3 separate regions of the Homo sapiens genome follow, and regions 1 and 3 are each linked to region 2. Evidence: chromatin contacts called from ENCODE Hi-C or POLR2A ChIA-PET data. All regions are on one chromosome and are shown on one strand. Each heading gives the region's core, a stretch centred on a gene start or an enhancer-like site at or near the end of the contact. The rest is flanking DNA. Distances are from core to core; before and after follow the strand shown. Region 1 overlaps SYT1 (synaptotagmin 1). Region 2 has its middle 98 kb from the start of LINC02424. Region 3 overlaps NAV3 (neuron navigator 3).

Region 1 (2,700 bases), core at 159-2,658, 430 kb after region 2:
TATTTTTAAGGATCATTGAGAATAAAATATTCTTGCTAGAATAGACTGAATAGGGCCAAGGGTGGAAACAAGAAGGGAATTTGGACTTTGTTGGCCTATGATGGAAGCAAAATACATATCTATTTTATGTATTTCCTAGATTTTGTGACCTCTAAGTACATTAAGATAGCAGTGGAAAGCTCAGAAATACATTCCTATCCATTTTTTATAAGAAATGGAGTTTAACTTCCCTCATACTTGGTAGGGCTTATCATAACACTAATTTTTTTAACATGTTATATGTACTTCCTCAGCCACTTTGCCAGCTAATTTATTATCCTGGGGCAAGTAAATAAAAGTTGGGCTAACTTCAAGGCATCTAGGAAAATAGCAGAAAAATATCTTTTTATTTTTTTCTATGATTGAAAGACTAATGCATTCACAAACGTCAGAGAATGAGAAGCATTAAGGGTTCATGAATATAGAGTGAGTGCAATTGGTTCTAAAAGCTATCCTCCTCAAAATTCCTGGATTGGTATTGCTTTTCAAGTAAGTTATTTTGAGACAAAATGGTTTTGCTTTTCAATATTTACATTTAATTTCATTTTAAACAAAAACAGATTGATACCAACATTCACAGGGATACCTACTGTGCTGAAGGCTGATTTTGACAGTTGTAAGATAATACATGCAATTCTTTGAAATTAATCATCACCTAAATGTTGCTTATTATAGACAAATACATAGCAACAAATTTAGAATTAAAAGATGTTTGTAACCATATGCCTGTGATGATCTATATTTTAATCAGTACATACTCCTGATGTTTTTAATACACAGTCAGCAAGTATTTACCTATTGCCTGCTCTGAGATGAGCATTCAGCCACATTTGAATAATGTTTTGAAAGGTTTGGGTTGTTTTCAGGGAGAATATAAAGTAAACAGCCAAGAAAGACCCACAAAATGCTTTTGGAGAAAAGTGTATGATAGTGCGTTATTTATTGCTCAAATAAAGACAATGGATATTTAAATAAAAGCCATGGGAAATAAGCTGATACAAGCTATATGGGGTTAAGTCATTCAACACATTTTCATGATCTATATTTAGGCATGAGATTAAACTGGAAGCCCCACCAGTCAGTGTAGGATAGAGTGCCAGTTTATGTATGAAGTTTTAGAAGGAATATTTTTCTTTGAGATTAAGGAAATAATGGTATCCCATGATACTTGCACTTTCTACCTTTTACAGTAGTCCTCCTTACCCACGATTTCACTTTCTGTGGTTTCAGTTACCCATGGCCAACCATGGTCTGAAAATATTAAATGGAAAAATTCCAGAAATAAACTATTTGTATGTTTTAAAATGCATGTTGTTTTGAGTAGCATGATGAAATCTCACGCCATCCTACTCCATCCTGCCCAGGACATGAGTCATCTCTTTGTCCAGTATCTCGATGCTGTGTTATCCACCCGTTAGTCACTTAGTAGTCCTGGCAGTTGTCACACTGACTATCGGTATTACAGTGATTGTGTTCAAGTAACCCTTATTTTACTTAATAATGGCCCAAATGCACATGAGTGTGGATGCTGGCAATTCGGATATGCCAAAGAGAAGCCATAAAGTGCTTCTTCTAAGTGACAAGGTGAAAGTTCTTGACTTAGTAAGGAAAGAAGAAAGAATCATATGCTGAGATCATTAACAGCGATAGTAAGAATAAATCTATTCATGAAACTGTGAAGAAGGAAAGAGAAATCCATGCATGGTACACATAATTATTGGTACTAGGCATAGTTTCAGGAATACAGTAGGGGAGCTGGAACATATCCCCTACGGATAAGGGAGGATTTCTGTAACGTAATTGCTTTTGTATATTATCTTCCCTATTAGGACAAGAGCTCCTCATAAGTAAAGAGGATATCTCAATCATCTTTATATCCAAAATTATATATCATAAAGTTACTATTCAGTAAATATTTATTGATTGAAGTAGGTGATGACATACTAAAATATAATTTCAATATCTAGCCCTTTCTTTAGAAGAAATTGATTATTCATACTTGTTTTAAAAACCTGATTGTATTTCTCAAGTATAATATTGTTAACTTATTGAAGACAGGTTTACACTGTTAAGATTTAAATAATTAAAACCAACTAACTGAATTTTATTTCTAAAGAGGACTGCTCAAATTTTGTGCCCAAAAAACTATGATAGACAATTTAAAGTAAGAGATTTTCAAGTTATAATTAGTAGTGGAACTCATTACATGAGAAAATTAAGATGTGTCATTGGTAATAGTAATAAGGAATATAATTTTGTAGAATCACAGATATTATAATATTTTTAAATCCTTTCTTAAGAAATTGATAGTTTTTTTCAAAATCTATGATTTTGGAGGATGAGGTATTGTAGGTATTGGCTTTGTTTGTAGAAGATTACACATATAATTGTATAAAGTTAGTGTAAATGGATTGCTCATATTTCAATTCTTAGACCTCATCTTCATTTCCTCTCCTGGAAATCCTTGTGTACAATTACCCTGGTAAATGGATGGACCCATTTCAATATTTTATATTTAATTTCATTTTAAATAAAAATAGATTGACATCAACATCCCCAATGATACCACTCTGCTGAAGGATGATTTTGAAAGTTGTAAGACATTTTATGCAATCATTTAAAATTAATCATCACCTAAATGTTCCTTATTATAGTCAAATG
Region 2 (2,700 bases), core at 168-2,667:
CTATGCCTTCCTTTTGTTCATAGCACATGTCATCTTTAATATGCTGTTATTTACTTGTTATGCTTGTTATGCATCATCTGTTTCCGTCAACTAGAAGGTAAGCTTCTCAATTGTAGGAATTGTCTGTTTTGTTTGTTGCTGTATCCACAGCACAATAAATATCAGTTGAATTAATGAATATACATTCTGCCAGTCTCTCTATAGGTTTGCAGACACCAACTATCCCTTCAAACTAGGCATTAGGATATTGTCTGTCTTTCCTAATGGAGAAGGTTAATAATCCTAGGGCTCCCTCAGAGGAAAAGGTGGCAGAACAATAGGCTCACTTTTGCACCTGGAGGGTAATCCAATTAAAAAACCCACCATATTCTAGAATAGAATATAGTTTAATAAAACATTTTGAAAATAAAAGCTTCCTGGTCAGCATTACTTTTATCAGCTGATATGTCTCTATAATGTAGCTCTTCTTTTCAGCTTTGAAATTGTAAAATACTCTTCCCTGGCTACAAGTCTGAGAAAAATAGTATCTAATTGCTATTTCTCTTTAGAGTGATCAAGCTACAGGGAAATTCACTTGTTAGCATTCTACTTTTACATTACTCTATAACTAGAAATATTTTTAATTTACAGGGCTATTTTACAAATGTCTTTCTCTCATTAGATATATTAATATATATGTATATTCATTTGGTATATGTGCGTGCGTGTCTGTGTGTTTTTGGTGAATTTGTGATTTAAAACTTTAGTGTTTGTTTCAGTGCCTGGGAGAATGTTTTAATTGTTTTCCTCCTAAAAGGATGCAAACTGTGTTCAGAGAGGTGGTGCCTCACTTATTCTACAAGATGCAGTGTTCAGGGTCTACTAACCATCATAGAATAGGATTTCTGATCAACCCGGAGAGTGATTACTTCACAACAGGTGGGATATATTTTAAGGCCTCTTTGCTTCTTTTTTGGAGTTGAAGAAGAGTGGGTAAAAAAAGATGGCCCCTTAGATGTTATCTGAACAAGCTCAATCTAAAAGATTTCTCCATTTTATCATTTTATTTCCTTAAAACATCGGCTGGACACAAAGGGAACTTCATTTGGTGCAAATTGCCTAGAGAAGATGTTAATTGAGGACAGTGGTATTGTGTAGCAGTTCACTGGCTCTATCAGAGGTTCAAATTTGTTGATTTACTTGGAAAATTAGAAATGGGAAGGTTGGTTTTTGGATAAGCACTTTTCAGGATTTGCGTTGAGCACTGAAAATGGAAGCAAGGAAGTCAAAGAATAAGTAGAGGACAAAAGATATAGACATATCTCAGGAAAACTATCTGGTTACAAGTGACTTGCTAATTTTCTGAGTACTATCTTTGTGTTCTTCCTGAAGTCTATTATCAAGTAAACAAAATGGGAACTGACTCATTCTGGTGTTTCATAAAGCTTAAGAACAAATCTCTCTCTTCCCTTCTCTCTCACTTCCTCCTGTTATAGACCACAGGCTTTTGGTCACACTCCTTCTCTTTCTCTTTTGTAAGCTAACAAGAAAATTGACTTTATTTCAAGATGTAGAGTCAAGTGGAGTAACAGCACTCTCTGAGATAAGCATTAGGTGTTCTTTCAGGCTGTTTCACAGTACATCTCATTTTCTTGAAAAGTCAGGTTAAATTAGCTAAATAACAATAAGGGGAATGCCCTCAGTTTGAAAGTCAATTGTAGTGATCCTGAAGCATTTTTACAAGGGTAATGAATTAGGAGAGATGTTGGATTTACTCCCTAAAACATCACATTGTTTTTACAAAATAGACTTTGTAAAAGTCTGGTGTGCTGGGCTAACAAATACGCCTTCTTGTGAGTTTCTATATGAGCAATATGAGATGACCATATTCAGGGGTTATGTGGAGGGAGGGAGTTAGAAAGGCTTGGGAGAGGGCAATCCTTTCCTATGGTGCCTGAAAATAAACACGATTCTTTGTTTTTGAGTAAGGACTGGCAGAGCTGTTTTGTGGAGTTCAGATAGTAGACTTTTTAGGCTTTACTGGTCTTATTGTTAGAGGTGGTGAGTATCCGAGCTACTAGCAGCGAATCCGTAGGGGTCTGCAGCAACCTCAATTCTTGTCTCCTCAGAAGAAAGAATTTGACTGTGGGGCATAAGGCAGAAAAAGAGATGGAGCCAAGTTTTAGAGTAGGAGTGAAAGTTTATTAAAAAGCTTTAGAGCAGGAATGAAAAGAAAAGTAGAGTACACCTGGAAGAGGGCCAAGAAGGCATCTTGGAGTACAAGTGTGGGGTTTGACCTTTGACTTGGGGTTTTATATGCTGGCATACTTCCAGAATCTCGCATCCCATTTCCCTTGATTATTCCCTTAGTGTGAGCTGCTCGCATGTGTGGTGGCCAGCTAGCACTTGGGAAGTGAGCATGTGCAGTGTGTTTACTGGAGTTGTATGGATGCTCACCTGAGCCATTCTCCCCTTTTCCAGTGGAATGCCCCCAGAAGCTCATATACCAGTTAAACTTTGCCATTTTGCTTCTTAATGGCATGCTCGAGCCCACTTGCCCAATTCCTGAGATCTTACTGGTGAGAGAAAGGACTAGCTGGATTTCCTAGGCCAACTAAGAATCCCTAAGCCTAGCTGGGAAGGTGACCACATCCACCTTTAAACATGGGGCTTGCAACTTAGCTCACACCCGACCAATCAGGTAGGAAAGAGAGCTCACTA
Region 3 (2,700 bases), core at 198-2,697, 460 kb before region 2:
CAGACCAGTGAAATATAATTTAACTCATGACCTGGGTCTTGGTACCATGTTTTCATTAGTGTAGCTAAGTAACTTAGATACTCAGTGAGCATTAGCTATTCCTTCTTGTTCAGTAACTTTCTTGTGATTAATATCCAAGCAAACTTACTATATAACTACCTACAATAAAAACAAATGCCTTACACATTGAAAAGAACAGCTTAATAACTGAAATAGCTGAGGAATATGCTGAGAACATAAAGTTAAGTGTTATTGTTTCCTTTACTTTTCACATAATTGTTACAGTACTTTTAAGGCAAAGTTTTATTCATCAGGGATGGGGTGAGTATGACTTTTTTAGTTAAGATTTATTTTAATTATTGTATATTATTACAATTTTGGAGGGACATGTTCATTGAAAAGGGAAACAAGATTTTTCTGAAGATCTGCAACATTGTGCTTAGCTATTTATTTGTCACATCTATCACCATTTTCTGCTAAATAGATTTTAGAACATCATATGTTGTAAATTTCTGACTTTCAGCACCTCCTGCTTCTTACCTTTTTGTAATGTACAATAATGATGTAATTTTTCTTATACTATTTCAGGCTTCCAGGGCCCTCTAGGGTGCCTGCTGCAGGAAGCAGCAGCAAGGTCCAGGGAGCCTCTAATTTAAATAGGAGAAGTCAGAGCTTTAACAGCATTGACAAAAACAAGCCTCCAAATTATGCAAATGGAAACGAAAAAGGTAAGTGTTTGTTACATCATTATGACACAAGTCCAACATGAGTCTTGTGAATTGCATGCTAAATCTAATATTTGAGCAGCGTAACAACTTTGGGCCTAGAGATGTTATCAGTGGAGTTTCTTTATGTTTCCTAACTGTCCCCTCCTGACTGCCAGCTTTCTTATCTGAAGAACATTTTAAACAAATAAACTCATTCATTTTAAAGTAGTTAGTTATATATGCAAGTACAAATACTGTTTCTCAAAAACAGGTCCTTCCAAATGCATGTAAATCACATTTTCTTATGTCTTTTTATGTTTTTGAAAATGTATCCTGAAATCATAAAGCCATATTGAATTTATCTGAATCCTTAACTTCAGTTAAGGTAAGAGCCATAAGTGTTTTTGACAATTAAGGTTGGAGCATCAAAATTTGAAACATAATTACAGTAGGTTTTTATCTTTGCAAGCAGCAGATCCCAGAGATATTATGACCTCAGTTTTCCCCAAAAGACAAATTATTCATATTTGTTTTGTTTTCTTGAATTAGTGCATAATATAAATATCAAATCACAAAATCAAGGACATTAAATGAAAGTGTCTGTTAAAGGCATATTATAAATGAATCATAAGCCACACAGTTCTCTGTGATGTACGAAGTGGGCATTTAAAGAGGTGCTGATTTGATGCTTGTCACTGAGTAGCAGAGAGGACGGGGATGAGTATGTGTAGTTTACACCTCAATCATGAGGAAGTGAAGAACTTGTGCTGTTATAAGTAGTATGGCTGTGTGAGGAACTAGGGTGTTCTGCTGGATTTTGAGGAAGTATTTTCAAATCAATAGAACTTCAAACTTTTCTTCAGAGTGTTGGGCTCTACATGGAAAAACACATGAAATTAAAAAGTGGCACAAATGTTTAGTTAGTAGAACATCTGGCTAATTGGGATCAAATAATTCAACCATGTGGGAACGTTTTTGCTCAAAATAGATAATTGTGAATTGTTTCATATAGGCAAATGATTAGACAACTTCCTCTTCCTCAAATGTGAACGGACAGATGTGATCTAGAAGCAAGACACTCTTTTGTGTAAATATTCCCTTTGGCCTAAAGCAAAAGTGGACAGACTTTAAACACCTGAGAGCAGAGCAGTGTGTGTTAAGATTGCAATATCTTAAGCTCTTGAGTTAAATGGAAAATGAAAAACAAAAGTGTATATTTGGAAGTTAGGAATGTTTTCTTTAAAATATAAAATAAAATTTTAGATTTAAGATCACAAGAAATATTACTGAAGACTTATACTCTTCCTGGGGCTAAGGGAGGTGACAGTCGCTCATCAGAAAAAAAAAAATGCCCTCATTTCCTAACTTTTCTAAAAAATATTATACAAGTTCAGGCTAATACTTCCTGTATATGTGGGAAATTTCTAGGGGAAGCTAACAGGCTTAGAAATAAAGATGTGTTAAATAGACTACCAAAGTGTCCAATTAAGCAACACGATACCACCGTTATTGATATTCTAGCAAGAAATTACTAGCAATGTTTGTAAATAGACTTAGAAATGCATTTGATGAATTAACACTTTTATATCTTAATTTATCTGAATTTTTCTGTAATGTGAAAATGTTTTATTTAACTTATTTCTGGCATCTATTAGTAAAATTCTGATGATATACAAGCATTAATATTTTTCCATGGCCACTCAATTCATACATACCTTCCCTATCTATGCTTAGAAGGCAGTGCAAAATTAGATAGTAGCAATATTGATTATAACCACAAGGTGGAGACAGATGTCGTGTAATATGCAGTCTGCTCATATAAAGCACATTTTCTTAGACAAGAGTTTTCATACGATATAATAAAGACATCTGGAATTTGTCTTGTATGCAATATGAAATTTGCTATTAAACGTGGAGTTAAAACTTTATGTCAATAGATCCAATAACAATGTTCATAAATTAATCATTATGTCATGCTGTATTTCCAAAATAC

Evidence for each region. A loop is a pair of places that touch in the nucleus more often than their neighbours do. ChIA-PET counts read pairs that join two places held with the same protein, here RNA polymerase II (POLR2A). Pooled maps may share reads with other maps.
Region 1: a pooled map shows a loop between it and region 2 (3-fold over the local background). The contact joins two enhancer-like sites. A Hi-C loop is called at or near these places in 1 of 37 single-sample maps with no recorded cell type and 1 of 50 pooled maps. POLR2A ChIA-PET finds 5 or more read pairs at or near these places in 1 of 52 experiments (activated T-cell).
Region 3: a loop to region 2 is called in a pooled map, with 10 times the contacts of the local background. The contact joins two enhancer-like sites. A Hi-C loop is called at or near these places in 6 of 37 single-sample maps with no recorded cell type and 5 of 50 pooled maps. POLR2A ChIA-PET finds 5 or more read pairs at or near these places in 1 of 52 experiments (OCI-LY7).

What each region holds. Positions count from the first base shown.
Region 1 is chr12:78,885,808-78,888,507 of GRCh38, forward strand. The region is part of intron 1 of SYT1 (synaptotagmin 1); the gene reads left to right. Among named protein-coding and RNA genes, the nearest start is that of SYT1, 22 kb to the left of the region's middle. Within about 2 kb of position 1,409, at least 7 of the 41 ENCODE cell types and tissues checked have a DNase peak (open chromatin) inside an H3K27ac peak, as active enhancers do.
Region 2 is chr12:78,456,719-78,459,418 of GRCh38, forward strand. No RefSeq gene overlaps it. Among named protein-coding and RNA genes, the nearest start is that of LINC02424, 98 kb to the left of the region's middle. RefSeq lists a silencer at 1,458-1,507. Within about 2 kb of position 1,418, at least 2 of the 41 ENCODE cell types and tissues checked have a DNase peak (open chromatin) inside an H3K27ac peak, as active enhancers do; they include OCI-LY7, where a contact is called at or near this core.
Region 3 is chr12:77,997,749-78,000,448 of GRCh38, forward strand. NAV3 (neuron navigator 3) reads left to right here. Exons shown (of 40, transcript NM_001024383.2): 7 at 589-728. Among named protein-coding and RNA genes, the nearest start is that of NAV3, 170 kb to the left of the region's middle. Within about 2 kb of position 1,448, at least 3 of the 41 ENCODE cell types and tissues checked have a DNase peak (open chromatin) inside an H3K27ac peak, as active enhancers do; they include OCI-LY7, where a contact is called at or near this core.